Linked DNA regions of Homo sapiens: region 1 is linked to region 2. A link is an interaction called in ENCODE POLR2A ChIA-PET data of the cell type or tissue named here. Cell type or tissue: Caco-2. All regions are shown on one strand. Links, peaks and the distances in the headings refer to the core of each region. The heading gives the core; the rest is flanking DNA. Region 1 holds the start of LOC124907762 (a long non-coding RNA gene). Region 2 overlaps EPAS1 (endothelial PAS domain protein 1).

Evidence for each region. ChIA-PET counts read pairs that join two places held together with the same protein. Peaks named below come from ENCODE experiments on the same cell type or tissue, not always from the same donor. Only the 100,000 strongest peaks of a DNase experiment are listed, where the experiment ranks them.
Region 1: POLR2A ChIA-PET joins it to region 2 with 10 read pairs; 4 of 35 experiments call an interaction of 5 or more read pairs at or near these places.

Annotation. Positions count from the first base shown.
Region 1 is chr2:46,396,996-46,413,225 of GRCh38, reverse strand. LOC124907762 (a long non-coding RNA gene) reads left to right here and starts at 456. Exons shown (of 2, transcript XR_007086306.1): 1 at 456-3,817; 2 at 7,001-7,492. RefSeq lists an enhancer at 3,786-4,360. In Caco-2, for the core only: no CTCF peak of the experiment used is centred there; a DNase peak (open chromatin) is centred at 8,807.
Region 2 is chr2:46,329,843-46,346,072 of GRCh38, reverse strand. The region is part of intron 1 of EPAS1 (endothelial PAS domain protein 1); the gene reads right to left. Among named protein-coding and RNA genes, the nearest start is that of EPAS1, 41 kb to the right of the region's middle. In Caco-2, for the core only: no CTCF peak of the experiment used is centred there; a DNase peak (open chromatin) is centred at 5,832.

The DNA.
Region 1 (16,230 bases), core at 4,389-12,388, 64 kb before region 2:
TTTGGGGGAAGTCAGGGCAGGAGTATTAAGAACAGGGTCCTTGGCATTTGATTCAGGACAGGAATCAGTTACAGGCTGAGCTGACTGAGCACACAGTGACCATGACTGAAGAAAGAGACGATCTGAATTGTTTAGCTGACAAGTTTCAAACTGTGGGTCCTATGCTGTATTGTCTTCTTTTTTTGCTTGGTCTACCTGGATTCAAACCAAAAGCTTCTTGGGAGATGAATTTAATCACCGTTCAGGGGAAAAATCACACATTCCAGGAAAAAAGATGCCTTACATATTGCCTGCCATATACATGGTTGTAACTGTTCCATTCTTGTCTATTTATACTGGCTGTTTAAAAATCCCAAATATAGATATTATTTAATTATAAATTATACAATTATAAATCAATAAAAATAAAATGATAAATATAAATACTAAAAATAGTAAAACCATTTTGGGCACTGTTGTCAACATAATGTGATGTGCTTATCTGATGATTTATTTTATGAAACGTCAAAATAACTTTGGGCTCAAAAGTCAATCTAAATCTGTAACTTTTGTTTGAAAATCATAATTTTAATGGCTGCCTATGACCTAGAACAGCTTTTGGCCAAATAGCCACAAGTCTGTCACTACCCCAAGCATAGATATTTTAGTCAAAAATTTAAAGGAAATACCAATATTTGGCTGGGGAGTAAGGGTTGGTCTATTTGTTATTTGCACAGTGGGACTATTTCTCTTATTTTTGTGTCTTAAATCAGGAGCATATAAACTCTTGGCTCTGTTTGTTCCTGCCCTTTTTGGTCTGTTCATTTCTGTGCTTGGCAGAGAAAATAACTTAGAGAAATTAGCTGCCCAAATGTGTGATTTCTTGGTCTACCAGGGCTGGGTGTGAAGCAGGTGCTTCCAGGACATTCCTGGGTTGTCCAGGGTGCTCATGTGTAATCATCTGTCTACACAGTATAGCAACATCATTTCCCAGCATCCCTCTGGTTCCAACAAGCTGGATCACTCTGTGTCTTTGCAGTTCTCTGTGATAGACACTGGCAGCTGGTGATATGTGGGGCTGACAGTTTCCCCTGAAACTTGGCAATGAGGGGAACAAGGACATAGGCAGAGCTGTGCAGCCTGAGAGCCCTGAGAAGGAGGTTGGGAAGTGTGCTCTGGGGTCTCTCCAGTAGCAGACGCAGGTTCAGCAGAGCTGGAATTGGCCCAAAATAATGAATTTGTCCTCCTGGAACAAAAACAGGGAAAGAACTGAGCTCACTTGGATGTCCCAGGTTGAGACAGGAGAGGTCATTTAGGTCCATTAAGAGCCAGGAGTGTGTCATCTGTCTTATATCATGGGATATAAGAAAGTGGGGATCAGAGGAACAAATCTGATGGTGAGCTCCCTGTAGGTCTACCCAGGTCTACCCAGGCAAGAGGAGACTCGATTCTGGGGAATGTGGGTCATACAGTTTTCTTTTGCAAGAGCATCCTCAGTGTGTCTTTGGGTAACTGTCACCCGCCCGTAATGACATGTTTAGTGTCTGGCTTCTCTCTTAGGACCATACACTCAGTGAGGCAGGGCCTAGGTTGGTCTGGTTCTTAGATGGTTCCCCACTGCCCAGCAAAAGGTCTAGTGGGCCATGACCAGAGAGGTGTGCTATACCTTTGGGGCAGACTGCCTCAGCAAGAGACCTGTTTTTCCTGTGCTCTCTGCTTCCTGTGTGCTGATTTCACTCCTGTCTCACAGTGGCCATGCCCCATTCCTGGGTTGGTGACCCCTGACAGCAGTGAGCATTCTGGTCACTATTACTCATATACCTCACCCAATGTAAATGAATGCATTTAGATGGGATTTTATAGCTCTCTTCTGCATTGGATCAGCATCAGTTGATTACTAATAAGTATTTTCATCTCTGCATGAATGACGGAGTCCTCTTCCTGGTCAGTTAAGGCCAGACTCTGATCATGGTAAATTTGCTAAGAAATGCCAAAGCAGCGTCACCCTCTGAGGTCCCTTGGTGTTACCACCCTTTTGTCAACTCATGTATGATCCCACCTGATTCATTCAGTTCAAAGCTTTAACACGGCTAGAAGCCTCTGAAGGGAGCTATGAAGCATGCCAGCTGGTCATTTGAGCACCAGGGCCCTGGTGCCTGGTTCCAGTTCTCACTTGCCACTTCCCAGCTGTGTGACTTCTGTGAGTTTAGCAACCTCTCTGGGCTCAGTTTTCTTATGGGGATGATAACAGTTAATGGCCTCAGCATAGGTAAGGGATTAAGTGAATAAAGACATATAAGGACTCCACACAGGGCCTGGCACACTGGAAAGGCTCAGCGAGTGTTTGCTCTGATGATTCTCAAGCATTGTTATCTCTTAACTTGCTTTTTAATATTCATCTTTTTCAGCAAGGCCCTGAACCTCCCCTCTTCACCACGTGCATTCATTCATCCATCCCTCTGTCCAACTTCATCTAATGGGGCCAGCGTGGCTACATCAACACAGCTGCCCTTGTGTTTCTGGAACAGTAAGAAGGGTTCTGAGCCCCATGAGAGCAGAAGCAGGCCTATATACCTTCACATCTGTATCCTCAGGGCCTGGATCAGGGCTGGCCCTGAAGAGGTACTCAGGAATGTTTGGTAAAGAAACGTTCTCAGCATTTGTCTTCCCAGCTGACCAGGAAGGTTCCACTTGATCCTGGGCACCCGTTCTGGGTACAGCATAGGCTATTGGCCAACACATGCTCAGCTGTGCCAAAGATGAGAGGAGCAGGGCATGTGCCTCGGGCAGCTCTGGTAGTTTCATTAAGATTCCTGTTTGCTGGGTATGTCGTGGGGAAGCTGATCATGGTGTTCCCACCACCACGGCTAGCTGGGAAAGCCTTGTCTCACCTACCTCCATCTCCTGCTTCCTGGGCACCTGCTTGCGGGAGAGAGAGAGAGCAATTCAGGTATGCCACAAGGGGAACTTACCTGCCTAAATGCAGGTTTGTCAAGAATTCTTGTCCAGCCAGAAAAAATCTTGTCAGGCTGAAGCGAAGTGATACATGATTTTTTTTTTTAAAGTCTGCTTTAAATTTCTCGTGGCTTCCAAAAAAGCGGCTAGCATACTTCCATATGGGATAAACTGGTATTCCATTAGATTAACTCATGCAACATTTTCTGAGAACCTACTGTGCCCCAGGTACCAGAGATGCCACAATGAGTAAAACCTACCCCACCAGGCTGTGCCATGTGGCCAGAAGAGCCCAGATGAGGAGGCTGTGGGTCTCTCCAGTAGCAGGTGTGGGGTCAGGCTCGTGGTCATCTTAGCCTCTTCCAGTCCTGCTTGTCTGGAGTCTGTGTGATGTAGGGGCAAGAGCACTGAGAGGACGTTGAAGGCCCTGGATTCTGTCTCTTGTTTGTCCTTCACCCGCTGAATGTCTGACAAATGGTTTCTTCATCTGTAAATGAGAGAGCCACACTAATTAAAGGTCTGGAAGGGCCCTTGAGGACACACATTCCATGTTCTGTGATCCCCACTTCTCTGTGTGTGTTTTCTCTTTTTTCTCTCAGCACACTGGGGCCAGACACTGCCGCTACATGTGGTGGAACCAAGTGACAGAGGGGGAGTAAGCGGAGGCTGGAATTTCTCCCTCTGTTGGCTCTCCCTGACCACCTGCCTGCTTAGCCTCTCCTCTTCCCCCAGTGAAAGTGCTGCAGCAATCTCGGCCTTTGGCACTCTCCTCAGGAATTTATGAAGCTTGTGATGTGAATGATGGAGCCAGCTAAGCCTCCTCTGCACTGACAGCTCAGCACAATGACCTGTTGGGTGATGAAAGAAATGCCAGGTGCTTCAGGTGAATTGGCTGGGATTGGGTAACTCAGAGAGTTGGCTCCAGAGTGTGTGTGTGTGTGTGTGTGTGTGTGTGTGTGTGTGTGTGTGTATTCATGGGACCTCACTTGAGCCAATGACACACCCAGACGGGACCTGGGCCAGCGGGCGTTGGGCCTGAGGTAAACGCCTGAGTCACTTTTGTCAACAGATCCTAGGCCCTGTCCACATATGGACTGGGAACCATGACTGCGCCTCACAATAGCCCAGCGAGGGCTGGTGTTTTTCCACTTAGAGTTGGTTTTGTTTCCCAAAGCTGAGCCTAATCCTTTTAACCCTTGCCTCTGGACTCCTCTTGGGGAGGAAGGGAACGCTATCCTTGCCTCACCAGCTCAGGTGGTTGTGCAACCAGCTCTAGGCGCGGGAGGAGGGCCAGGCCGCCTGTGTGTGCTCTGTGGGCAGGGCAGGTAGGCAAAAGGCCAAGTTTTAGGGCTGGACTCCTTCCCTGTGGGCTGGGGAGAGGGCTGAGGAAGGCTCCTGCTGGATCCCGGGGTTGGGATGGGTTCCTGGCTGGCTGGACTTCTGCCTACCCATCACCCTCTGTGACAGCCCCTTTCTTCGTGGTCCGGCCTTGCCTTCTTCCTCACTCTCTCACACTCCCTGCCAATCTCAGTCTTATCTCTCCTGTGGCTCGACAGAGAGCTTCCAGCCCAGGCCTCTCTGCCTAGCCCCAGATGCCCAGCCTCTGCCCAGCCCCAGATGCCCAGCCTCTGCCCTCAGGTGTCTCCAAGTCAGCGTGGGGCCCAGAAATGAGGATGCAGGCTCTGAAAACCACATCACAGCTCTGATTCTTACAGGGTTTTCAATCACACTACGCTTCAGTTTTCTCATCTATAGATATGGATAATAGCTGTGCCCTTCTCAAAGGTCCCCCCATGTGGGATTTAAATGAAATAATTCATATAAAGTTCCTAGATCTTGGCCTAGCACCTATTATTTTATTGTCTCTCTTCTCCAGCCCCAAACCTGCTCATGCTGCAGTCTCCCCGGTCCTGGTTTGTGGCTCAGTGGTTCACCCAGGCCACCCTGTGTCCTGCCCGTGCCCATATCTAGTCATCTCTAGGCCGCAGTCCTTGCTGCCTCTGCATTCCTGCGGCCCTGTGTTAGTTTAGGGCCTCTTTCTCTCTTTTCTGTAGTAGTGAGTTCCTAGCTCCTGAGCCAGCTGCATGATGCAGTCCCCAAATCTGATACAATCCTAATACAACGGCCCAATCCGATCATTACAAAAAGGCGGAGGAGCTCGCTATCAACTCCAGAATCAAGTCCACAACCTCCAAGGTGTGCGCAGCCTGGCGAGACCTGGGCTTTGCTCACCCTTCTGGCTTAATTCTCACCACACACTCCCCTGTAGCAGCCATGCCAAACCACGGCCCACGCTTCCGTCTCCTTGCCTTTGTTCGTGCTGTTCCTGCTTTCTGCTTTACACCTTTCCTGTATCCTTCTTTACCTGCTAGATGCCTGCTTTGCCATCAAGACAATAATCTTTTTTAAATTTAAATTTAAATTCTTTTGACTTTTAGGTGTAGGGTACATGTGCACATTTGTTAGGTAAATTGCATGAAAGACAATCTTAAATACATTTACAGACCCAGTAGCCAGACACTGTACTAACTGTGATTTACATGTATTCATATAATCTTTTCAACAACCTCTTGAAGTGGGTACCATTTATAAATGAGGAAACTGAGGCACAGAGAGGTTGGTAAGTTGACCAAGCTCATAGAATTAGTAACTGGCAGAGCCTGGGTGCAAACCCATGCAGCCAGTGCTAGAACCTGCGCCTGACTGCTACGCTATGTCTCAAGCCCCTCGTAGGCACTGCCCTCCCACTGATGCCCACCTGGCCTCCCCAGGCACTGTTTGGTGCCTCCCCTTTGGTGCTGGTGACTACTGTTGCTTTGCCACAACATGTGTTAGTCACAGTGCTTTTTCCGGCGAACCTCTGGAGGGCAAGGACCGTGTTCTGTTCATTCTCACATCCCCATGGCCCACAGTGCTTGGCACCTGGTAGGTGCCCAATAGACGTTTGTTACACCAAAAGAGCTGGTGAATGAAATGTCATCTGTAGGACTTGTCAGAATGCCTTCTTGCTTCCATCAACCTTTGGCCCTCCATTTCCAAGACTTACCTAAGACTTGCCTCCTTCCTGAAGCCTCACCCACCCTCACTCTCTTCCTTTGCTGGAAGCCTCCTCGCTTGCACAAGGCTCATGTGTATATGGTCAATTCTTTTCCCTCCCTCCCTTCCTTCCTTCCTGACAGAGCTTTGTGCTTGTTGCCCAGGCTGGAGTATAGTGACGCGATCTCGGCTCACTGCAACTTCCACCTCCCGGGTTCAAGCGATTCTCCTGCCTCAGCCTGCAGAGTAGCTGGGATTACAGGTGTCTGCCACCACACCTAGCTAATTTTTTGTGTTTTTAGTAGAGACAAGGTTTCACCAGGTTGGCCAAGCTGGTCTCGAACTCCTGATGGTCAGTTCTTGATTAGGTTTGTTGATGGTAGAGGAGCCATACCGTTGCCAGTGGGCTGGGGAAAAGCTCTGGCTCTCTTTTGTTTGGGAGAAGGCAGCTTAGTGAGTCAGATCACACCTTAATGCTCTTGCCCAGCTGGGGGAGGAAGGGAGAGTGCAGAAAGGTGTTGGGGGTAAGGGCAGGAGACACACCAACAGTGCATCCTGTTGGGATGTCCTTCTGTAACCACAGCCCCTTGCTTCCCAATTCAAATGATGAAAAGAGTAACAAGGAATCCAAATGCAGAACAAGTGGCCACCCTGTCCCCATGACTGTAACCAATCCATACACAGGATAAAGGAGATGGACCCAGGAGGGGCATTGTGAGGCTGCTGCTAACTTCCCACAGCATCCAGAGAGCACCTCTCAGTCTGATGGCCCGGATATCAGGGGTGTGGGCAGGAGTGGCAGTGGGGCAGGAGGGAGCTACTGCTGAAGGTCTTGTGCTGGTGCTAGGCCTGGCAAATGGCACACCTGGTTCCACCGAGTCCTGAAAGCCTAGGAGCTGGGGTATCGTGTCCACTACGCAGAGAAGGAAACTGAGTCAGGAATCATTTTACCCATCAAGTGTCCACCCCAGAAAGTCTGGTAACTCTAACGCCAGTCACTGAAAATTTAGGACGTGTCTCTTCGTTTCAGTTTTCTGTTCCACCGAGTGGATGTGTCCCCCGCCTCTGTCTCTCAGCTTCTGGAGGAATTGAAGCCTGTGACATGTTTCGTTCCCAGATGCTTCTTGCAGCCTCTACCCGACACTGCTTATGGAAGCTGAGGCTCAGAGAGGGCTCTGGAATATTTCAGCCGCTTACATGTAGCCATTTTGGTGTGGTTGTGTCAAAATGACTTTGCCCAGATGCAAAACCACTGGTAACTTAAACTTCTTTTTTAAGTAGTATCTCCCAGGGATCTCTGTAAGCCATGTCACCCCCACCTGGTCTCTCCCTTTCCTCTTCCTCAACCCTGCCCTGACCCTGACTTACCCAACCCCTGCTTGATCTTCATGTGATGATGAGGCAGGTGTGGGGAAGAAGAAAGTATTTGCATATTACTTGGTAATTTTTCAGGAGGTAAATGTTGGATGCATGTGCCTGCTGTTGTTTTGGTTTTAGGTGGCATTAAACTGTTCCAACATGGGTCCTGTGCCGGAGTGTTGCAACTTGGGGAGTTCCCTGGGGAGGCGCCTGTCTCCCTGCGTGGCTGGGGCTCCTTGGTCTCAGCATCAGATGGGGCTGGGGTATGAGGGTGGGTGGGAAGTCCGTGTTCTTGATGAGGGGAGAGGTGCTGGGAATCCCACTGGACACAGCTAGGCTCAGTGCACATTGGGCAGGCTACCCCTGGGGTGCAGGTGGGGACCTCAGCAAGTCCCGGAGGGAAAGCACTTAGCTGGGCAATGTGAGCTTTGGACTCCAGTTTTGCCACGTGCTACCTGTGTGACCTTGACCCAGCTCCTTAACCTCTGTGAGGCTGTCTCCTCATTCATGAAAAGGAGGATAATGAACCTTTCTCTTACGTTGGCTGCAAGGGTTAAATGCCTATATGTTGCTAAAGCTATTTGCCCTTCAGTTCTCCTTAGGCCTTGGGCCTATGATATCTCCATACTTATCCCCATTTCCTGATACTTCTTTACCTTCCTCACCTCTGCCCTCCAGGGATTGGCCTGATAGCAGTCAGAAGTCTTCCTTATTTCCAAAAAGGGTTTCTAGAGGAGAGCGGTTGCCTGGGGATAAGGATGGAAGGAGGGAGTAATTACACAAGGACATGAGGAAACATTCTGGGGTGATGGAAATGTTCTCTATCTTAATTGTGGTAATGCTTTTATAGCTGTATATGTATGTCAAAAGTGATTAATTCATACACTTTAAGTGTGTGCAGTTCATTGAATTTCAATTATACCACAATAAATTTTGAGAAAAGATTAAAAAGGTATATTTCAGTTGAGCACAAAGGATGAAAGTACACTTTCATGCTATATTCACATTTCATTAAATTACAAAAGAACATTAAAAAGAAGAGAGGGGATTGTCAATAGTCATCTCAATAGACCACCACAGTTTATCTGCACTGGGCCAGTATGTGCTATAGTAGTAACTCCTGAGCTCTGCAAGGACTGTTTTTGATTATATTCTTCACGCCCAGCCCACATCCTAGTATGTATCACTCGTGCACAAAATTGATGGATGAATAATTGATTGAGTGAATGAATGGATGTAGACATTTAAGAGAAGCGACTGGATTTGAAACCAGCTCTTGTATCCCGAGCCTACTTTGAAGCAGGAGAACTTTATCAGTAGTTGCCTCTTGTTTCTCCCACCTCCAGTCTGCCCAGGGTGCCACCGGGACCTTATGTGGTTGCCTCCTATCCCCACTGCTGTCACCTGCAGCCCTACCCCCGACTTCCCAGAAAACCTGCTTTTGCTGCGCACATCTCCTGGGGCCTTAGCTGCTATCTGATAGCTTCATCTGCACTTAGATGGGAGGGTGGTGGGGCCTGGGTGTGTTTACCTCCCAGGTAATGTGTTTTTCCATTCTGAAGGAATGCAGATCATGGGTACCTCAGTCTTTTCACCTTTGTGATGAAAAGTTGGACCCTATGGCCTCTGAAGCCCTGCCCTCTGGCATCTTATATGCTGTCACGTCTGGACTCCACTGTAAGGCTAGGGCTATGTTTCTGTTTTGATTAACAAGTTTATATTCTGACATGGTGCAAATTGCAAAGGGTACAGGGGATCATCCTCCTTCTACCCTGAGGCTCCATCCCTTAGTGCATGCCAGAGAGACCACCACTCCTGCTAGCTCCTTAAGTGCCCTTTCAGAGATGTCCTAACATATGTAAACCTAGAATGTGACTTCATGGACTTGAGCCAGATTTGGTTGACATTCATTTGTTTGTTTTAAACACTGGTATTTTCTTGTTTAAATGCACCGTGATTTATTCAGACAAGCCTTTAGATGTTTAGGCTTAAAAATGATGTGGCCATGAAAGGATGGAAATCCTTTTATTTGTATCTTTCTGCATATGTGGAAGTATAACTGTAAATATCCTAGGTAGAATTGTTGGTTGAAAGGATATATATAGCGTTTCAATTTGTGTAGATATGACCAATTTGCCTTTCAGAGATATTTACAGTTTATACTTCTAACACATATAGGGTGCCTGTCTCACTACATACTCATCAATAATATTTTATCAAAGTTTTTTTCTATTGATAAAATTTTATAGAGGTATAAAATTCACACAGAAAACCGCAGAAATTGTAAGTATTTGGCTAGATGAATTTTCCCAAAGTGAAACGTATCTATATAATCTTCTAGGTTAGAACTAGACTATTTACAGCATCCTAGAAGCCCTCCTTCTGTCCGTCTTTGTCACAACCCACCCTTTTGCCCAAAGATGACTAATATTTGACTTTTAATGGTCTAGGTTAGTTTTGCCTGTACCGTTACATGAAATTTACACAATTTGTAATCTATCGTTTCTGGTTTCTGACACAGCATATATGAAATTCATCCATGTTCTTACATGTAGCAGTAGTTTGTTCATGTTCATTGCTATAGCATATTCCATTTTATGAGTAGATCATGATTTTTGTCCACTTTTCTAGTGATGGACAGTTGGGTTCTTTTTAGTCTGGAGCCATTGGAAATAATGTTGCTAGGTATGTTCTTAAACCTGTGTTTTGCAGGTCAAATGCACTCGTTTCTCTTGGGTATACACAGGAGTAGAATAACCGGGTAAGAGAGTATGCGTACGTTCAGCTTCCCCCAGTGGTTGTGCCAATTTTCACCTCCACCAGTAATATCTGAGAGCTCCAGTTGCTTCATGGCCTCTCTGGGACTTGGTACTTACGACAATGTTTTTTCAACTTTAGCCATTCTAGTGGGTATGTAAGTGGTTTCTGATTGTGGTTTTAATTTTCATTCTCCTAATGACTCCAGAGTTTAAGCACTACTTTTATCGGCCATAAAAACTTTGTGAAGTAGCTATTTAAGTCTTGTGTTCATTTTTCTACTGGGTCACTTGTCTTTTTTGTTGTTGTTGTTGGGACTAATTTGAGAAGTTCTTTCTATATCCTGGATATGAGTCCTTTGTTAGGTGTAAATATTTCAAATATTATCTCCCATTCTGTGGATCATCTCTTCATATTCAATAAGTCTTGCCTACTGAGGTCATGAAGGCTTTCTCTTATGTTATCTTCTAGAAGTCTAATTTATTTTTCTCATTTTGATCTCTAATTGACCTGGAAATTTTATATTTAGTGTGAGGTAGGAGCCAAGAATAATTTTTTCCCATATGAATATCTTATTGACTTAGTGCATTTATTGAAAAGACTGACCTTTCCTCTTTGCTTTGCGGTGTTACCTTTGTCATGCAGTGTGTCCACATATGAGTAGGTTAATTTCTGGGCTAGTGATAGTTTTTTAATAATGATAACAATGATAGTTTTTTTCTTTTCTATTTGATCTATTCACCGATCCATACACAATACCACACTGTCAAAATTATTGTCATTTTAAAATAATGTTTTGAAATTTATTGTTATTAATTAATGAAGAGACTGGGTCTCACTATGTTGCCCAGGCCGGAGTGCAGTGGGCTGTTCACAGGTACCATAGTGCGCTACAGTCTTGAACTCCTGGACTCAAGCAGTTCTCTCACGTCAGCCTACAGAGTAGCTGGGACAACAGGGTCACACCACCAGGCCCAGCCAATAAAATAAGTTTTGATATCCAGTAGCATTATTATCCAACTTTGTTCTTTTTCAACATTGTTTTGGATACTTTTGGCTGTTAGCATTCCCACATAAATTTTAGAATAAATTTTTGACTATGAACATACATATACATATAAACTACTACTATTCTGATTGGGAATGTTCTTAATATATAGCCAAATTTGAGGAGAACTGACATCTTAGACATACTGACTTTTCCAATCCGTGAACATGGGATTTATTTTGGTATTTTATTTTTCTCCATATTTTCTAAAGTTCTGTATTTAACATTCTTGTATGTCTTTCAGATTTTTTCTTATTTTTAATTGAATTAGTACAATAAAAATGCGCATTTTTATTTTATGTGCAATCATTTTAAAATATACCTTTTCATTTATTTGTTGCTGGAGATAATTGATTTTTGTATATTATCTTTGAATTCAACAATCTTGTTAAATTCACCAATGAACCATAATAATTTATCTGAAAATCCTGTTGCATTTTCTGTATATACAGTCATGTAGACTGTAAATAATAATAGGATTTTTTTCGCTTTCTAATCTTCATACCTTTTTTTTGTTTTATTATATTGGTTAGGTTTTTTAGTACAATATTTGTAATATTGTGAAATATATATTTAGTCTTCATCCCCTTTTCCTGACAGTTCCTAAACCTTTGACATCTCCAGAGTGATGACGAGTGTCTTCTGTATGCTCAGAAGATGACAGGTGGTGGAGAGCCCTTCGATAACTTCAGGGTGGGGACTGGTTGCCAGAAAGACCAAGACATGATTAGAGGGTTAGGACTTTCAGCCCAATCCCCCCAACCTCTGGGGCTGAAGGTTCAGTTGACCACCAATGGCCAATGATTTAATCATGCCTAAGTAATATGGATACTTCATAAAAACCCAAAAGGACTGGATTCAGGGAGCTTCTGAATAGCTGAACACACTGAGGTTCTGGAGGGTGGCACTGCTGAAGAGGGCATGGAAGCTCTGCGTTCCTTCTCCCATACCTTGCCCTATGTATGTCCTTCATTTGGTTGTTCATCTATATCCTTTGTAGTATCCTTTATCATAAATGGGTAAACATAAGTAAAGTGTTTCCCTGAGTCCCGCGAGATGCTGCAGAAAATTATTGAGCCCAACGAGGGGTTTACAGGAATCCCCGATTTATTTCCAGTCCATCAGAAGTATAGGTAGAGCTTATTACTTGTGACTAGCATCTGAAGTCGGGGACAATACTGTGGGACTGAGCCCTCAACCTGTAGGATCTGATACTATCTCCAGGTAGGTAGTGTCGGAATTGTGTTGAATTATAGGACATCCAATTGGTGTCTGCTGGAAAATTGGTTGGTTGGTGTGTCAAAAGTTTTGTGTTGAGTGACTGTGAAAGTAGGGAATAGGAGAAACTGACTTTGTTTTTTTCTATCTCATTTAATGTTGAATAGAAGTGATGATAGTTGACATCCTTGTCTTGTTTCTTTCAGGGGAAAGCTTTTAGATTTCACCATTAAGTATGATGTTTTATACAAGCTTTAAAATAAATATTCTTTATAAGAGTCAGGAAGTTATTCTCTGTGCTTATGTGCTAAGAATTTATTTTAATAAAATAATGCATTTCAAATTTTATCAAATGTATTTTCTACATCTATTGAGATAGGTTTTTTCTTTATTCTGTTAATATGATAAATTATATTGATCCAATTGTTCTTTATTAAACTAAACATGTATCTCTGTAATAAACCCAGATTACTTGGAATGCATTGTCCTTTTCATGTACCACCGGATTTGATTTGATAATAGTTTCTTGAAGATATTTGAATTGAGGCTTGTGAGAGAGATTGGCCTGCAATTTTTTTAAATTGTTGTATGTCTGCCAAGCTTTGATGTCAAGGATATATTGGCCTCACTAATGAGTTCCAAGTGTTCCCTCTTTTTCTATTCTCTAAATGTATTGGAGACAGAATGATATTCCTCACACATTTGGGAGAATTTAGTGGTTATGCCATCTGGGACTGAAGTTTTCTTAGAATGTTTTATTTAAGGACTCACTTTTCAAAGTAAATGTAGAACTATTCATATTTTCTCTATTTTCTAGTGTCAGTCTTGATCAGTTTGATTTTTTTCAAGGAGTTAGTGTATTTCACCTAGTTTTTAATGGCATAAAATTGTTTCAAATATTCTTCTATAATCTTTAATTTTAATTCCTGATATTAGTAATTTGTGCCCATTCTGTCTCTTCCTGATGAATCTTGGTAGGTGTTTATCAATTTTATCAGTTTTTTCAAAGAACTAACTTTGGCTTTGTTGATTTTTCTCTATTTTGTACTTGTTTTCTATTAATAAATTATTAAGTTTTCCTCATTTATTTCTATTTTTCTGTGATGTTCAATTACTGTTTGCTTTCTAGCTGCTTGATGTAAGTACTTACAGCATTGGTTTTCATCCTTTCTTCTTTTCTAATACATCCATTTAAGGCTATAAATTTTCCTTTAAGCATGGCTTTAACTGAATCCCAGAAGCTTTGGTACACCATTTATATTAATACTCAAAATATGTCCTAATTTCCAAAGTAGTATTTTTTGATTCATGGTTATTTAGAAGTGTATTGCTTAAATTCAACACTCGGTGATTCTTAAACCTATGTTTGGTCATTTATTTCTAGTTTAATTTCATTGTGGTCAAGGAATATATGGTGAGTCATTTTAAACCTTTGAAATGTGTTATGGCTTCCTTGGCACTAGCACTATAGTCTAGCACATGGCCAATTTTCGTAAATTCCCCTATATGCATCTAAAAGAATGTTTATTCTGTATTTGGGCACAGAATATGTCAATTAGGTCTTGTTTTTAAATTGTATACTTCAGTCCCTCATATCTTTATTTTAAAATAGAGACGTAATTCACATGCCATATACACCCTTTGAAAGCGTACAATTAGTATTTTAATAAAATTGTGCAACCATTACTACTAATTCTAGAACATTTGCATCACGTCAAAGAGAAACCCTCCTTATTTATCCCTTCAGCCCTTGGCAATCACTAATTTACTAATTAAATTGAGTAATTCTGGACATTGGAGTAATTTACTAATTTACTCCTTGAATTTACTAATTCTGGACATTTCACATGAGTAGAATCATGTAATATGTGGCCTTTGTGTCTGGCACCTTTCATTTATCATAATGGTTTTGAGATTCATTCATATTGTTGCATGTATTAGTACTCCCATGACTTTATATGGCTGAATAATATTCCATTGTATGTCTACACCTCATCTTGTTTATTCATTTATCAGCTGATGGATGTTTAGGTTGTTTCTACTTTTGGGCTATTATGAATAGTGCTGCTGTAAATATTTGTATATAAGTTTTTATGTGAACATATGTTTTCAGTTCTCTTGAGTATATATCTAGGAGTGAAATTGCAGGTCATATGGCAATTCTGTTTAACTCTTTGAGGAACTGCCAGACCGTTCTCCAAAGGACTTTGCATGCCATTTTACATTTCTACTAGCAATGTATGAGTGTTTCTATTTCTCCACATCTTTAGCAACACTTTTTATTGCCCATCTTTTAAATTTTAGTCAGCATAGTGATGTGTGAAGGGGTATCTTATTGTGGTTTTAATTTGCATGTCTGTAATGACATTGAGTGTCTTTTTGATACATTTAATTGGCCATCTGTATATCTTCTTTGGAGGAATATTTGGAGGAATCTTAAATAGAGTTATTTTCCTTTCAGTTGTTGAGGTGTAAGTGTCCTTTATCCATTCTGGATATTAGTCCCTTAGCAGATATATGATTTGTAACTATTTTCTCCCTTTTATTGCTTGTCTTTTCATTTTCTTGATCCTCATTTACTTTTTTTTCTGCTTGTTCTATCAGTTACTGAGCGAGATGTGTTAAAATCTCCTGTTATGATTATAGATTTTCTAGTTTTCCTTGTGGTAGTATTAATTCCTGAGGCTTATTAGGTACATACAAATACAGAATTATGAAACCTCCCTATTGTATTGACCCTTTTATTATTATGAAAAGTCACTCTTTATTTTGGTTAATGCTTCTTCCTCAAAGTCTACCTATTTGATATTAGTATGCTACACCAGCTTTTTTGGAGGGAGTTGTGTTTGCATGGTTTCTTTTTGTCTTTTCACTGTCTCCTGTCTGTATCCTTATTTATAAGGCATATTTCCTGTAAGCAGTCTTTATATATCTTTTAACCTGGTCTGGTAATATTTGTCATTTAATGGAACTATTAATATTTAACCCCACTCATATTATTTAATTACTGATATATTTGTTTTTTTTGAGACACGGTTCTCTGTCACCCAGGCTGGAGTGCAGTGGCATGATCATGGCTCACTGCAGCCTCAACCTCTGGGTCTCAAGCTATCCTCCCACTTCAGTCTCCCGAGTAGCTGGGGCTACAGGCATGCACCACCATGCCCAGCTAATTTTTTAATTTTTTGTAGAGATAGGGTTTCCCTTGTTGCCCAGACTGGTCTCAAACTCTTGGGCTCAAGCAGTCCTCTTGCCTCAGACTCCCAAAGTGCTGGGATTAGAGGCACGAACTACAGCGCCTGGTCAATGACTGATATATTTAGATTGAAAGCTAGCATCTTACTTGGTTTGTACTTATCCAACCTCCCTGTGTTTCTTTTTCTCTCCTTTCTTGCCTTTTTCTGGAATAATCACGTTTTTTTTTTTTTTTTTTTTTTTTTGAGATTTCATTTCCCCGCTCTATTAGCTTGTCATTGTTACATTATTTTACAGTTCTAATGATCGCTCTAGTAATTACAACATGCATCCTTGATTTATTAGCATCTAATATAAATAATTACATTGACCACTTTCTTTCTTTTTCTTTTTTTTTTTTTTGGAGATGGAGTCTTGCTCTGTTGCCAGGCTGGAGTGCAGTGGTGCGATCTTGGCTCACTGCAATCTCTGACTCCCTGGTTCAAGGGATTCTCCTGCCTTGGCCTTCTGAGTAGCTGAGATTACAGGCGCGTGACACCACACCTGGCTAATTTTTTGTATTTTAGTAAAGACGGGTTTTCACCATGTTGTCCAGGATGGTCTTGATCTCCTGACCTCATGATCCGCCTGCCTCGGCCTCCCAAAGTGCTGGGATTACAGGCGTGAGCCATCGCACCCGTCCA
Region 2 (16,230 bases), core at 1,402-9,401:
CGGGCAATATTTAAAAGCCAGAATGTTTAGATTGGAGTTCTAACTTCTCTGCTTGTTAGCTCTGTAAATAAATCATTTAAACTGCTTAGCCTCAGTCTCCTCATCTGTAAAATGGTAACAATAGTGCTTACCCTACAGAGTTAACTGTGAGGACTAAATGTGATAATTTATGTAAAATCTTTAGCACTAAGCCTGTTCCAACTGTAAGCAATCAATGTTAGCTAATACTAATTAAAAAGATGGCCATGAAAAGACAATCATAAGAGTTAAAAAGTTACAAAACAGTACAGGACAATTCTATTTTCACAGAAATGTATTATACATAATACTTCCTATAAATTATATAGGAGAAAGGCTAGATGCATAATAACTATTATTATAGGTATCACAGACATAGTGCTTACAAGGACTGTTTTAAGCAGTACTACCTTGGCTTATTTAAACTCACACAACTGCCCTTGGAAGTAGGCATTATTATTATTATTATTATACCTAATTTACATATGAGGAAACTGCCCCATAGAGGCCAAGTAATTTACCTGTGGCCTCCAGCAGGTAAATGGGGAAGTCGGGCTTTGCACTGGGAAGGTGGGCCCCAGAATCATGGCACTTAACCACCAATGACTGTCCTGTCTCCTTCTACTCAAAAATGTTAGCAGTTGCATGGTAGTGAGGTTAAAGGGAGTTTTTTTGGTTTTTGTTTTGCTTTGTAATGCTTATCTGTATTTTCTTGTGTTTCTATAAATAACCTATATTGCGTATTTAATGAAGAAACAAGTATGTTTTTTATTTTTTTAAAAAGCATCTAAGCCAGGCATGGTAGTATTTGGACCTGTAGTCCCAGATGGGAGAATCACCTGGGCCCAGGAGTTCAAGACCAGCCCGGGCAATATAGTGAGACCCTGTCTCTATAAAAATATAAATAAGATAAAATAAAAAAGCATCCAGCGAAGTTCATAGGTTTCAAGGCCTCAATCCAATCAGCTCTAGCTGGCTCGTTCTGTCCTGCCATCTGAGATCCCAGAGGCTGCTTCTCCTTTTGTTTGGCTTTGCAGCCTGCTATTTGGACAGAAAATCTGTATTTTGGGATTCATGGAATGTGAGCATGCCTCTCAAATCCCTCAAGATTTGGGGCAGAAGCACTGTTTTGATTTTACAACATACTTCATTTAAAAAGACAGACTATCCAGCTCCGTGGATGGATTAAGCATCATATACTCGGATTAAAGGATGAATCGTCCAACAGCTGTTGATGGTCAAGAAGAACCTTCAGAAAAATTGTGAAATGAGTGAAACTATTTTTCTCGTCATGTCTCCCTTCTCTGCTTCCTTTATCTAATCCCTGTTTCCCTCTCTCCCTGACTTCCAACCTTCAGGACACCTACCCCTGCACCCCCCTTTCCCCACCTTCTCAGGACTTGCCCTGATTAGACCTTTAGTGGCAGTTTTTATATTAGTCCCTCCCACGTGCATTTTAATCCTGACCTGATTGTGGAGAAAAAGTTAAAGAATTGCAAGTATTCTGGCACAGGAAAGGAAGATGGGAAGAGGGCAGGATGCTGAAACCGCACACATCATGCCTTTGGATCAGGAGGGTCAGGTGAAAGATGCTGGATTTCATTACTAACCCTTGTGCTCTCCAACAAAAGCATCATCAACACATAACCTCGTCATCAGGGGCCAAGGGAAGCCATCCTGAAGCAAAAGCAATCCCAGCACAGGCTATGGCATTAACGCCAATATCTGCATGCACAAAGCTTCCCTCTGCCATTGGCCCCTTCCTCGAAGAAGAGGCAGAGAGGAAAAGCCAGGTAGGGAAAAGGCAATCTGGAGTCAATGCTCTGACAATGGCATCTGATATATGAGTCTTGCTGTGCTTTTTGTGCCTGGTGCTCTATCAAAAACCTTTCATATATTAGTTCATTATACTCTTCCTAACAACAAAATAAAGTAGGTATTGTTTACACAGTTTAGAGATGTGGAAACTGACGCTCAGAAATAATATGTCATTTGCCCAATGTCACAAAGCCAATGCCTACATAAGCCATTTAAGGGTTTATAGTCAGTGAGCAGACACTTAGAAGTCCGGAAACACACAGGGGATCCCTATCTAATTCCATCCTTGCAACCAAGTGAGGTAGGCAAGACAGGTACTGTCACTGTTCCCCTTTCACAGATCTGGAAACAGACACTTGAGCAGGTAAGTTACTTGCCTAGAGCAACCCAGCTAATCAGTGGCAGAGCTAGGGCTAGAACCCTGCTCTTCCTAGGCGAATACTCTTTTCACTGCTTAACTGTAGGAGATAGTGGCTTTGGCAAGAAATAAAGAAACAGCAACACCTTAGCTTCCAGAAAAAGGAAGATTGAGAATCTTAGGCAGCCTCTTGGTTCAAAAGTCAGGGAGGTGGGATTTCAGCTGAACCTAAAAGGACAAATAATAATGCCTTTACAGAAAGCACTTCTTCTTAACATGTGTTATCTCATTTGATTCTCACAACCCTGAGAGATAGAAACTATCATCTCCATTTAATAGATGAGGATGTGGAGATTTAGAGAGATTAAATAATTTGCTAAAAACATTGTCTCAAACCTAGTTCTTCTGGGTCCAAGATCAAAAGTTTTTCCATTGGCAGCAAGGAGACTATCATTTACTGTACAACTTTGATGTTCCCTGTGCTGTGTTGATACTTTCCCACAACCTGGATGCTCACACATACTTTGGGAAGAAGGGCTAATACTTTTTTAAATACAGTGACAAAAATTTCATGAGGGGAGCCTCATGTCTTTAAGTGTGCACCCATTCACCTTAGGAGAACACCTGGAATGTTAAGAGTAGGACTAAGAACCAGCATCAGAGTTCAGATGGGGTCGGCGGGGGAAGAAGGGACTAAGTGCTGTGGGCCTTAGCAGACACAGGTGCCGGTCACAGTAGTGCTGGGAGGGTGGGGGAATGTTATCAGATGTGGCTCTGCAGTGTTCCATAAAAGCAGCAGGTCCAACCCTGCCACAGTATCTATCTATGCCGCAGGTGGAGAAAAAGGTGTTTCTTTTTGTTTTGGGTTTGTTTTGGGTTTGTTTTTTTTCCCCCTGGACATTTTCATATGCACAAATTTATAGTTACTCTCCCCGAGGTGGAAACTCACATTCTGAAACGTTTGATCCCAGCTAAAGTTAACAACCACTTAAGCACCAGGCAGCCAGTCAAAAGATAAAACAAAACTGAAATGTCCAAAAATTGTCAGCAGAGATATGCTACAGTTCATCCAGGAAAAACCTCTTTGCCCAGAGCTTCGTTATCTTAAAAACATCTTAACTTTTAGGTCATTGCTCCGAGCATGGCTTAGGGATCGCTACTTAGGTCATGAATCTAAGGATGATCTGCTCTTGGTCAAGATGATCTTGGTTCCTGACTTCCATATGAACACAGCCTGGAGTGAGGCCCCAAGATGTCTGTCACCAGTAACACAGAGGGGTTGGCTGCCTAATTAGCTAGACTTTTAGAGTGATTAGGACTCACATGCCTAATGCCTGTGGCCATTCAGGTATCAAAACAATATGCCTATTACCCTATAAGGTTAAATGGCTTAGAAACAGAATGGATTTCAGCAGGTAAAGAGATGACTGAGGCTAATTAAGCCAGCTGGGATCAGTCTATTGGTTGGTGGTGAAATTCCAAGCTGGAGCCAATTTGCAAGAAGCTGAGAATGGAGGAAATAAAGGTCAAATGCAATTGGGAGAGGTCTAGTGACACTTCTATGAGGCTTGTGGCTGCTGTACAGGGGCTGCCTGATAGGAGAAACACACCCAGCTCCAGGTTCCAGAGATGAGAAAGAGTCACTGGTCCCCATACTTAACTGGGGCAGAACCAAAGTCGGTGGTTCTCAGTTTTGCTGCTCACTGGAGTCACCAGAGGAACCTTAAAAAACAGATGCCTGGGCTCTATCCCCAGAGATTCAGATTTAATAGGTCTCAGGTGCAGGCTGGGCAATGGGAGTTTTAAAAGCTCCCCACGTGTAGCCAGGGCTGAGGACCACGGTTCCAAAGCAGCCAGTTTTTAAAGGAAGGATGGATGGGTGGGTGTGTGTGTGGTGGGGGGAGGCAGATGGGGTTGGACTTAAATGTTTTTGGAGATGCAAACAGCTATGTCACCTTTCTCAAAGAGTAGGATGAAAAGGAAACATATTTATTGAGCACTGGGGCCAGATGCATTTAATAAATGGTCTCATTTGATCCTCACTTAAATGATGCAGTGTTATTGGCCCCAGTTTTGCAGAGCCGTGGGTCTCAATTTTAGCTTGCATCAGAATCACCTGGAGGACTTATGAAAACATAGATTTCCAGGCCTGTGATCATGTGTCTATGGAAGACTGACGCCCAGGTCCACTTCCAAAACCTAACCACACTCTTTCCCTCTACCATGCACTGTGTCCATATTCACTGTGTCCAGCAAATTTGAAGTCACCATCATAAGCCAAACAGTCATTTATCTAGGAGTTGGTGTGATCACCACTGTACCAGATGCTATGGCTAATAGGAAGAGGGAGATGAAAATAATGAGACATGTGAAATAGATGCCACACAGAAGGTGGCTACCCTTCAAAGAAGCCACCTTGGGAGAAGCCTATAACTTTATGCTGGTAGGTGGCCATCGCTCTGTCTTTTGGGAAGTCTTTTAGAATTAACTTCAGAGCCACATAAGAAAATCAGTCACAACTCTTCAAAGGACACACCTCATTTCAAACCCCAAACAATATTATCCAGTTTACCCACCCCGTTAGTCACCAGACTTAGCTGTGGATGGATTGTGGTTGTTTGATAGGATAAAATGTGCCCTCAAAAGATAAGACTTTGCCACAATTGAAGGTATTGAAAAGAATGGTCTTGGCTGTGAGGGCCATTCCAAAGGAGTGACAAAAATGTTTGAGATGAAGGCAGTGTTCCAGTGGTCAGTGTTCTAGGTACATTCTGATGTCCAAAGGCTGCAGGGATCAGTAGGGGAATCTATCACAAAGGGAGGAAAGGTATCAATGTTAGATAGTGAAAACAGAAAATAGGCCAGGCACAGTGACTCATGCCTATAATCACAGCACTTTGGGAGACTGAGGCAGGAGGATTGCTTGAGCCCAGGAGTTTGAGACCAGCTGGGCAACACAGCAAGACCCCATCTCTAAAAAAGTTAGAAATTAGCTGGGCACGGTGGCACACACCGGTGGTCCCAGCTACTCAAGAGGCTGAGGCAGGAGGATCCCTTGACCTGGGAGCTCGAGGCTGCAGTGAGCCATGCACCACTGCACTCCAGCTCAGGTGACAGAGTGAGAACCCATCTCAAAGCAAAACAACAAAAAGTTACAAATTCAGAATGGAAAATATTAAATTAGCAAATTCAGGAGGAGCTGGCCAGATCAGACAGACTTTGACAAGAGAAAAAAGGCATTAATATGCTTTAATACACACACCTCTCCTGAGGGGCATGGTCTCTATCCTGAAAGAGACCACAGCCCATCTGGGAGATAAGACTAATAATCCACACTAGTATATCAAAAGTCTACAAGAGGGGACAAAGAAGAGAGAAGACATGAGACTGGAGTGGTTAAAACAGGGACAAATGCTTTCACTTGCCACTTCCCTGAAAGAGGAATCCTGGAAAGCATCTCATACCTCAGCCTCCCAACCTCCGCTCCGCTGGGGCTGAGCCTCCAGCTCTCTGACCTACTCTAACGGTCTGTGTCCCTGGAGCAGAGGGCCTGGACTGCATTCAGCGCTGACAGTAATGTCTGGGGCTCACCCAGCATGGCCCTCTAATGGTCAATTCTGCTTGGGTTGACTGGAGATACTTATCTTCTGGCCTTCTCAGCCCCAGGCAGCCTTGTAGAAAAGAGCAGCAGATTCGATTACTAAGCAGCCCATCTGGGGCTCCAGATAACCCAGCTCCTTACGTAACCGGAGGACACGTGGACTCCCCAGCCCAGCTGGGAAAAGCTGTGTGTACACAGGAATAATCATAATGAACTGTCCCTGTGCTTAGCTTCATCAAGCCCAAGCCTTAGTGGGTGCCAAGGTCTGAATGTTTACGTCCCCTCAAAATACTTATGTTGAAATCCCCACTCCCAATGTGATGGTATCTGAAGGTGGAACCGTTGGGAGGTGATTAACTCATGACAGTGAAGTCCTCATGAATGGGATTAGTGCACTCGCAAAGGAGGCCCAGGGGAACCCTCTCACCCCTTCCACCATGTGGAGACACAGCTATGAACCAGAAAGTGGGCCCTTACCAGACACTGAATCTGCTGGCACCTGGACACTGGACTTCCCAGCATCCAGAACCATGAGAAATGAAACTCTGTTGTTTATAAGCCACTCAGTTTACGGTATCTTGTTGTAGCTGCCCAAATGGGCTAAGACAGTGGGGCATTCTTTATTCTACATATTAGTGAATAATACCACTTTACATTTGGATCACACACTACAGTCTAAAACACTCGTGAGTGAATCTGGAAATCTGTAACTAAATTTGTAAATTTCACACAGTAGGCTAGGAAGAGCAGCTACCATCATTCCCATTTTAGAGATAAGGAAAAACTGAGGTTTAGAAAGGTAATGGGAGTATGTGGAACTGGAACAAAAGCCCCGAGTTCTGGCTTTTTCAAGGCCCTGTGAACAGAGCGCCTGCTGACAAGCAGCACTGGCCATGTGGCACGATTAGAAACAGACCTTCATTATCTGTCCATCATATAACCTAGCTTTTCCCAACACATAATTTCCTTTTTAAAAATGCCGTGGTGAAGATAAGGGTAATGCATATTTAGTATAAGCAACTTCAAAAATACAAAAAGGTATGAAGAAAACGAGCTGAGATCTCATTGGATTTATAAATTAATACTTTGCTCTTTTTACTTAACAGGATATCCCATTAAGAATTCTTTCAAAATATTCATAATAGCCAGCAATATCACATCATGTGGCTGAACCACAATGCATTTTACTATTCCCTTATTGCTTTTCGTTATGGTTTCTAATTTTTAGCTGTTATAAATAATGCCATGACAACTACCTTGGCATCAGGTATTGCTTACTTCTTACAATAAAAGATATGTATCCAGCTTGCTGCCAGCTCCCCGTAGCCACCTCACAGTGACCCCACCCCCACCCCATGAAAGCTGAGTTGGCAGATTTGGCTACACTGGCATCCTCAGGACCACAGCCAGCATTACTGAGCACAAAGCATGGGTCACGGTGCTTCAGAGGGCAGTATCAGAGGGAAGGAAGACAGAACATGCAACAGTCTCAGCCTTGGAACCAGGCTCAGCCTCCTTTTCCCATGGCCAGCTCTCTCTAGGCTGCTTCTCTTCCTCATGCATACGCAGGTCAAAGCATCTGAAGAGAAGACCAGCTGTGCTAAAACTGGTGGCTTCCTTTGACTCTAATCCAGTTCTGAGAAGAGGGCCACCCTTGCTGATGAGCAGGACCTCTTCCCCCACTGTAAAAATAAAGTGTTCTTTCCATCTTTCCCACCCCTCATCTTATCCACTGCAGGGATGTATAGAGAAGACTCGGTGCTGTCTTCACTCATGAAAAAGCAGGGAGAAAGCCAGCGGGTGCAGGAGGCATTTGCGTGGCTCTCCATTGCTCTCTGTGGCCTCTGATGTCTGCCACTGCCCGACCCCTGACACCATGCAGCCTTCAGCTAAGAGACTAATTAACCTCCGCAAGCTGAGATACTGACTATATAACTAGGAAACAACCACATGTGACTCTTTCCAGTTAGTAAAGAACTCTCAGCATATTGCTTCTGTTTAATCCTGAATCAATCTTGCAGAGCAGGTGTATCACTCCCATTTTACACATAAGGAGACAGACCCCAAGGATGTTAGTGGCATGCCCAGCCATCACCCAGTGATGGAGCCAGCACTCAAACCTGGATCATTTGACCCTAAATCCCATATTCTTGATTGTAATTGGGTGACCTTCCCTACAAGGCCAATAAGCAAGTCCCTCAGGTTCAAAAGATTTAGCTGAGCTGGGCATCTTGAGGGTGAAGCCTTCTAGGATACTAAATCTGATGAGCTTTTTGAAACATACACTTGGTCTGGGAAGCAGCAAAGTGAGACACGCTGGCCACCATTTTGCCTGAGGCCAGCCCCTCAGCTGGCACACCAGCCCCCTTGGGATAGTTCTCAGCTTGGAGAAGTCTGTCTTTAAAAGAAAAAGAAAAAAAAAAGGTTTGTGCTTTGCTTGCGGAGTCTACAGCTGCCACAGGTTGTTTCCTTCTCACCAGACTGTTTTCTTTGGTGCCACCTCTCTGGGCTTGAAGGTATTTCCCCACACCCAGGCTGTTACCAGATCTGATTTAGATTTTTTTCCTTAGGGCTTCTACCCATCAGCAGCCTTCTTCCTTTGGATCTCACAAGCTTCCAACAACACCATCTGTGGTTTGGCTCAAACCCTTCTGCCTGTGCTGCCATCCTGTTCCTACAACACTGCCTTCAGCTAAGAAAATTGACAAAGAAATTGCACGGCGGTTGAATCAAGAAGAAAAGGCCTGAGATGTAAAACGGATTCCTCGGCATGAAGCAAACTCCGTGGGGCAAGTGGGGAGCAGTTTCCCGCCCCACTTCAGTCTCTAGGGGGGACTTAGCTACTGCTGCTGCCCCTCCCACTCCCTGCCTGGAATATACTCTCTCCATCTCCCAGGCCTGTCTGAATTAGGCTCATATTTCAAGATCTCCCATGCATCCGTTTCCCTAGGAAAGCCTCACCTGCACTGACTTCTCCTCCAAGTCCCATTTCAGAGGTTACACACGCACGATTTGGCCCTGTGTTGCTCTCCTTGATTTCACTTCTGTGGCTTCTGTCTCCCTAACTAGACCACATACTCTTCAGGGAAAGAACCCCACACCTGTTCTTTTGGTGTCCTCTAAAGCATCAGTAGTACAAAGTGGTACAAACTGGAGACATCGGATAAAAACCACGTCAATGACTTCAGTTCTGTGGATTCCTCAAAGCTGCTCACTGTTCTAGATCTTTCCTAAGAATTCTAACCCGGCTCTTAATTAGAATAGACGGTTTCCATCTGGGAAGAGTCACCCTGCGGACACTCAAGGTGTGTGTGTCTGTTGGTGTTTTGTCACCTCTGTGAATCAAATCTGGGGTCTGAACTAGTGCTGCTGACAGCTGCCTGTGGAGTCACCCAGAGCAGCACTTCCCAACCTTTGCTGTGGCCAGGAATCACCCAGGGATCTTGTTACAGTGCAGGCTCAGTAGGATCTGGGCTGAAGCCTGGGATTCTGCCTTCCTAACAACCCTCAGAGGATGCTGATTCTACTAGTCTGTGACCTCACACTTTGAGTAGAAAGAGACCCAGGAACACGTGCGATCTTGAGACTGAAGATGCCATCTGGCAGGGTTAGTGCTGCCTGCTGCCATCCTAATCTGAGGCACGTAAAGTCCAACAAGTCCAATCTTCTCTCTGGCCAGGAAGAATCCTGTTCTCTTTGTAGCTTTCTTTATGGGATTTTACTAAGCCCTACATTAATGTCCCTCTCCTCCTTCAAGTCTTCCCTACCTGTATCATTTTATTCCTTCCTATTTCTTCAAAACCCACCCCTTAGGACCAGCCCAAGCCCTACTTCTTCCAGCAGTGTCCCTGGCCCCTTAGCAACATTCTCCAGGGTACTTCCTGCCCACACTACTCATAGGCCCTTATTAAAGGCCTCCCTGTCTTGGTGGCTTTTCTATGCAAACGTTCTACTCCTATAACTGTGCTGTAAGTACCAGGGGAAGGGCACAGACACAACATCTTCCACTTTCGTGTATCCTTCAGTGGAACCTGGGCTAGGGCAGACAAACTGGGTAAATATTTGCTGATTGTGAAAGACAATCAAAAATGCCCTTTGCTCTTTTCCTTTCCCTCTCAAGGAGGAAAGAAAAAGTGATCCCAGCTGCCTTGGCCTCCATCCCCAGCCCAGCCTTGCTCCTCTCCCAGGCGCTGCAGCTGGGGCGGCTTAGATTTTATTTCGCTCTCTGCAGCTCCTCTTCCCTTCAGTGAAGAGTTAAAGCATCGGGAAGGCTCCTTCCCACTTGGAAATCTCCATTTCCTCCTGCAGCGTGAACAAGAGAACTCTATGGACAGAGGCCGAGTGAGCCAACTGCGCAGGGAGTGAACTCACTCTGAATGGGGCTGTTCTAACACCCGCCAAGTCAAGTCATTAAGATGCCATCCCCGAGGTGCAGCCCCCAGCGTCACCTCTGGATATCCATATCCTCAAGCCCGCCGGCAGAAAGGATGAATGGTGAGCACAGAGCTGGTGAAAGCAAGCTCTTTCATGAGCAGGGCGTGAGAGGACCTCTCCGGCTCCTCTTAAGGTGGGGGTGGGGCGCTTCGGAGTAGAAGTCGTTCCTCCTCTCTCCCACTGCCTCCTCTACCACACCGAACTAAAATTAACCCTCAAATTTACAGGGAGTTACCCAAAAGATTGCTCCACAAAAGGCAACCAAGAAGGGGGCTGGGTAATAACATTAGAAAAAATATCTGCAATGCCAAAAATAATCACTGTGTCATGAGAAAACAGAGCTGGACTGCCTCAGAGGCCAGCACTGGGTATATACAGGAAGGAGGGGGCAGAAATTCCCCTGGCAGTGTCGTCAAACATTCTGGATGGAAAAAGGCGGGTGGGGGGCGGGGGTGCACATAACCGGGACAGACAGTTGTCAGAACTCTTTTCAAGTACAGAATATGATTTTAAGGGTCAGTTCTCTCTTCTTTATTTCAGACACTTTAATTTCAAAGAAAACATTTGTTTAGACTTTTAATCAGGACTGATGCTTGATCACATGCTAATAGTGAAATATCCTAGGATCTGCCTTACTAATCCCAACATGTTGCCAGAACTTCTGGTTCCTGGAATTTAAAGTATTTCAAAACAGCAAGAGAAGGGGGAGAAAGCACGGGATCCCTCACTCTCCTACCCCCATCCTCATAACCCCTTCTCCCCTCCCTATTAAAAAAAGGAAAGCAAAGAAAGAGGAAAAGTGAAAGAGGAGAGAGCTGGTAGAGAATCTGTCCTGGGCTTCCTTTATAAAGAATCCTGATCTGAGGCCTGTTCACATGGTCACATGTCTAGTATTGTGGGATCTGATTCATGCCACAGCGCGAACACTTGCTTTCCCCCAATTCTGCCCTCTCTTGCTCTGATGAGAAGTGAGATGTCTGCGCACATTTCCATTCCTTTGTAAAGAAGTCATCAAAAGCCACAGGAAATGCTAAAAGTCTTTTCCAAATTTATTATCATGCTCTCAAATAACATTGAGCAATTTGGGAAATAAAACTGTATTTTTCCCCCAGCAATGGCTTATTCCCTCTGCTCATTCAATATATATTAATGATTCTCTCTTCCTACGATGGGGCTGTGAGCAGTAGAATGAAATGTGGAACAACTATGCCTGACCTCAGGGAGCTTGCAGAGAGGTGAAGAGCCAAGTCCTGAAGAATGGGCTGAACAGTCAGGGCTGTAGGAGTTTGGGAGGAGAAAGCCTGCAAGGCTGGAGAAGACAGGGAGAACTCTGCTGGAGGTTGGCTTTGAAAGAAGAGCAGGATACAGGGAGGCAATCAGGATGGCAGAGGGATGACAAAGACACACTGGGAATGGGCAGAGGTGCCAGTGGTCGGGAGACAGGCTAGAGAACAGGGAGCAAGGCATTGAGAATCTGGGTGGGGAGAACGCATTCATTAAACAGACCTTGTTGAGTATCCATAAGGTGCCAAGCACACGAAAGGGCTTTAAACAAAAGGACAGGTAGCTAAAGTCAGATGCCCGGATAATTGCCTAGCCTGTTGTCTGATTAGTGGCTGAGGTGCCAGGTGGTGGGCAGTGCCAGAACCCAACCTCCATGCTCCTCCTGCTGGTCATGCTTTGGCCCTGCTGGACAGCAAGTGTGAGAACCCCTCTTTTCTTGGCACCAAAGCCAAGGAAAATGAAACCCTCTGTTGGAAGCTCTAAATATGGCAGCAATTCCTGGGCTGCCACAGGCTGGAGCCTCAGCTCAGTCCACAGAGACCTCCGCAAGGCATTCTTGCTGAACAGTAACTCATAAATGTTACCCATGGGATGAAAAACAAACTTCACCCAGGGCACACGCCTCCTCTGGCTCTGGTGGTGTTTTATTTATTTCCACAGACCTTAGTCCCCATCTTCTGTTTGTTTCCCTTGCCCCTCACTTTCTTTACCACTGACCAAGAATAAAATTTGAGTCAGATCTTGGGGCAAGGAACAGCTCGCCAGCCCACCACTCTTTCCCCAAAACCATTTTCAGCTTGTCGCTCCCCCATTTTAAAATGAAAATTGCTCCCCACCATCCTCATGATGAAGTCCAAGCTGGACGTGCTCCTTGAGGTCTCCCAGCCCTTTCCAAACTTAGCTCCTACGATCCTGTAGCTCCACGCTTACTCCAGCCAGACCACACTATGCCCTGCCACCCCCAAACTCCGCACCCCTTTCTGCTGCCCAGCCATGTCCCCAGTTGATTTGTTCCACCTGAAGTGCTTCTTCCTTTCTGACCTTCTAAACCCTAAAGTTTGAGAGCCAACATAGGCCTGCCACCTCCACAGAGGCTTTTCTGAGCATCTTACCGAGCCTACACTGGTGTCTCCTCCTCACTCCTGCCTGGAACACTTAGACAATCTGTGCTACTTGACTGCAAGGCACCGTCACCTTGTTAGTCCTAGTTTTAAGGTTCTCTGAGGGCACAGGCAAAATGTCAAACCTCTCATGTATCAAAGTACCTTACTCCAACAATAATAGTGTCATACAGCCCTTTCAGTTATGGTATGGTGAGCTGGCATGAAGATTAAATCAGTCACGGTCCCCCAGCTGTGGGGGTATTGCAGAGTTCCAATGCTTTAGTGCTTCCAGTAGAAAGTGGATTAATAAAGGCGAGTGATGGTGGCTATATTCATCACTAGGTTGCTTAACACCCCATGACTCCTCACTGTCCCCAGGAAACAAATCCCTGTATACTAAGGATGTTTTCACACAGAAGTAGCTGGCTGTGCCCGCTGTCCACATCATGGGTGTGTTTCGTGAGCCAGCTGCTAGTCAGCTCTCACTGACACAGGTGAACAAGTCCGGACAAGGGCAGACCCCTCCCCTCCTGACCCGTCCCATCCTTAAGAGGCCAGGGAGGTTTCTGCCTCAGATCCCACCTCCTCGACACTACAGAACAATCTGTTGCCCAACACCCGTGGCCCAGAGCCCTCACCTCACATGTGTAGGTGCCCTGCTTGGACTCAGATTTCTGGCAGAGGATGCCAGGGCTTGGCCAGGGTTCCACCCTTCTGGTGATATAACATAGAGGTGAGAAAATGGGCCAAGCCCCAGGGGGAAAAAGCCACTAACACAAAAATCCTAAGAAACAAAACAAAAATGAAAACCTAATGACATCCCTAAAGATCAGCAAGTGGGGCTAAAGAACAGCCCACACTTTGGAAAAAACACTGTCCATTAGCCCAAACTTCAAAAAGTCCACTCTACTCTACTCCTCCGCCTTTGACTTCCCTGCAAGACACACATCAGACGAGGAGGGGGTTAACAGAACCCAGCTGCCCCTCTTATCTGGCTAGCCTGCTAATGGCGAATCTCTGCTACTGAGGTCCCGTCAGTGATTTCTGCAAATCACTTTTATTAGAGATAATGTCATCTTTACTTCATTATCCAGCCCAGCAGCCAAAGAGAAAACAAGTTGATACACACACACACACACACACACACACACACACACACACACACGTATTTTTTTTTTTTTTTCTGTGAAACACCAGTTCTGTCCATTAACACTGACAGGTGACAGGGAACTGAAACTCCTGGACCATTCTTATAAGATTTTGGTCAAAACTTGGCACTTAACCCTCTTTTTCCTGGGACAAGCAGAGCACACCCCACAGCCTCTTCCCCAGAGCCTCTAAAGCAATGGTTGGTTTCTGTGCGATGCTCATTGCCCTGGCAGCTGAAGACAGGGCCGCTGGTGACACCATGGCAGGCCGGCCTGCACACTCAGTTCTGTCCAGCAGATAAAACAGTTGTATAACACGCAGGCAGGTGAGTGCAGGAGCACTGCTAATTCTACTTTATGCAAAGCAATAATTAACATGTGAGTCAGCAGCAGAGAAAGACTTTAAGCCCGGGGAAAAAAAAACAGCCTGAAAGTCCTGAAGCCTCAGAGGCAGCGCCGTGTCTGATTAAACGATTTAGAAGATTAGAGTGAGTGTAGGGAGACCTAAGTGGAGGTGGGGTGTGACTGCAGTGGCTCTCCCTGAGTAGTCTCTCAGCTGTGTCCAGGATACTCTGAATTTCGGTGCCGGTTGGTAGAAAGAAAAGGTTCATTTTTCCAGAATCAACTAAGAAGTGGTCTTTTCTGTCTCTCCGCTTAGTTATTTCCCTTAATTATTTTTAAACCTCGGAGCTTTGGCTTCATTGGAGTGACGTCTGATGGCCACAGAGATTCTGACAAATGCATCTGTTCTTTTCCCATGGTGGTCTGCCAAACCCCACAACTCTATGCCACCTAGAGGAAAGATCTAAAGCAGTCAGAGTTCTAAAAGGCCACCCTTACATAGCTAAAACAGTTTTGTTTTGTTTTAATGAAAAAGTACTTCTTGGCATTTTAGCATTTTTGTAAAAAGTATGGCTCCTTGGAATTTAAATCACATCTGGTCTTTGTTTGATGAGCCAGGGCTTTCATTTATTTGACAGTTACTGAGTGTCTACTACATGCCAGGCACTGGGGATAGAGAAGGGAAGACAGATCCCTACCCTCCAGGAACTGACAGCCCAGTCAGGGAGACACACTGAGCAGACCAGGCCAAGCGCATGTGCCATGCAGATGCAGCAGGACTGCCCGGGCTTGAGGACTTGGACACTTACTCTATGACCTGGGGCAAGTTACTTAAGTTTCTCTAAACCTCAGCGTCTATGAGTGCCTGCCTTACAGAGCCTCTGTGAGGAATAAATAATATATACATGTATGCAGAGAACCATGCCTAAGAAATACTACACACTCAATAGTGTTGAGGCCATTGCTACAGAAGTCAGGAGCAAGTGCTCTGGGAGCAAGAAAGATGACATAACCCAAAATGGGGAGGAAAAAAAAAAAGACTCCTCAAGGGTTTCCCCAGTTGTGAATTTAAGGACAAAGGAGAGTTAGCCAGGACAAGGAGGTGGTAAAGGAGTCCCAAAAAGATGGGGCAAAATCAGGCCCCGTGAGGCTATGGTTGTAGGAGGACAGGTCTTGCCAACAGGGGCTGAACTCCAGAACAATGCTTGGGACCATCCCTCCTAAGGTGTCCCAAGGTGCCCTCAGCCGGAAGCAGAATCCTGGTTTAGCTGAACCATGGGGCAACCCTATTGTGGCATTTCTTCTATTTTTGCATTCCTTGTGCTTTGACAATGAGATGATTGTGTGGATATTACAAGAGGTGATTATCTCCATGGGCACTGAGCCTGTTTTAGCGCAAAGACCTTGCTTTGCCAGAGCCAAGACTTCTGAGGTCACAGCTAAGTTGCCAATTCTAGAGAACTTCTGACAAACCTCAAGGCCACTGGGAACCCTGCTCTTTGCAGGATGGCTTATTTTAAAAGATAAGCTACACTAAGTAGGTGCTGGGCAGAAGGTAGCCTGGACTTGAGAGAGCCTCAGTTCAGGGACAGTGCACTACCCATCTATGTGTGCCTAGCTCTACGTGTAGGAAGAGAAAAAGACAGCCTGTGCTATGAAGCGATAACAGCTCAGAAACGGAGCTGGATTCTGGATTCTGTAAAGCCTTTTATCCCAGATCTCTGTGGGAATGGGGGTGCTTGGTGAAGCTCATGCCATCACGGGGGTCAGGGGCAGAGGGCACAGAGCTTGTTTGATTCTGTCATGATTTAAAGCATTAAGATGGAAACTTGGAGGGAAAGTTTCAAGAAAAGAGAAACAAAGTATTACTGATGATTCTGCCTGTTACAACAAACATGTGGCATCACAAACGGTCTGGAACCTCAATCAGAATGTTCAGCAGTTACACATTCTTAGTTGGATTTAAGTCATTCTGTGAATGATTCATCTCAATGCCTATAAGTGAACTTCTTGGCTGTGAGGCAATAGTTGGGGAATTTAAAATGTGTAATATTCCACAGAGGCAGGCAGAAGCTATGCAGACAGCCAGAGGTGTTTTTGTCTTTAAGAAGGATGTGTGTGTGT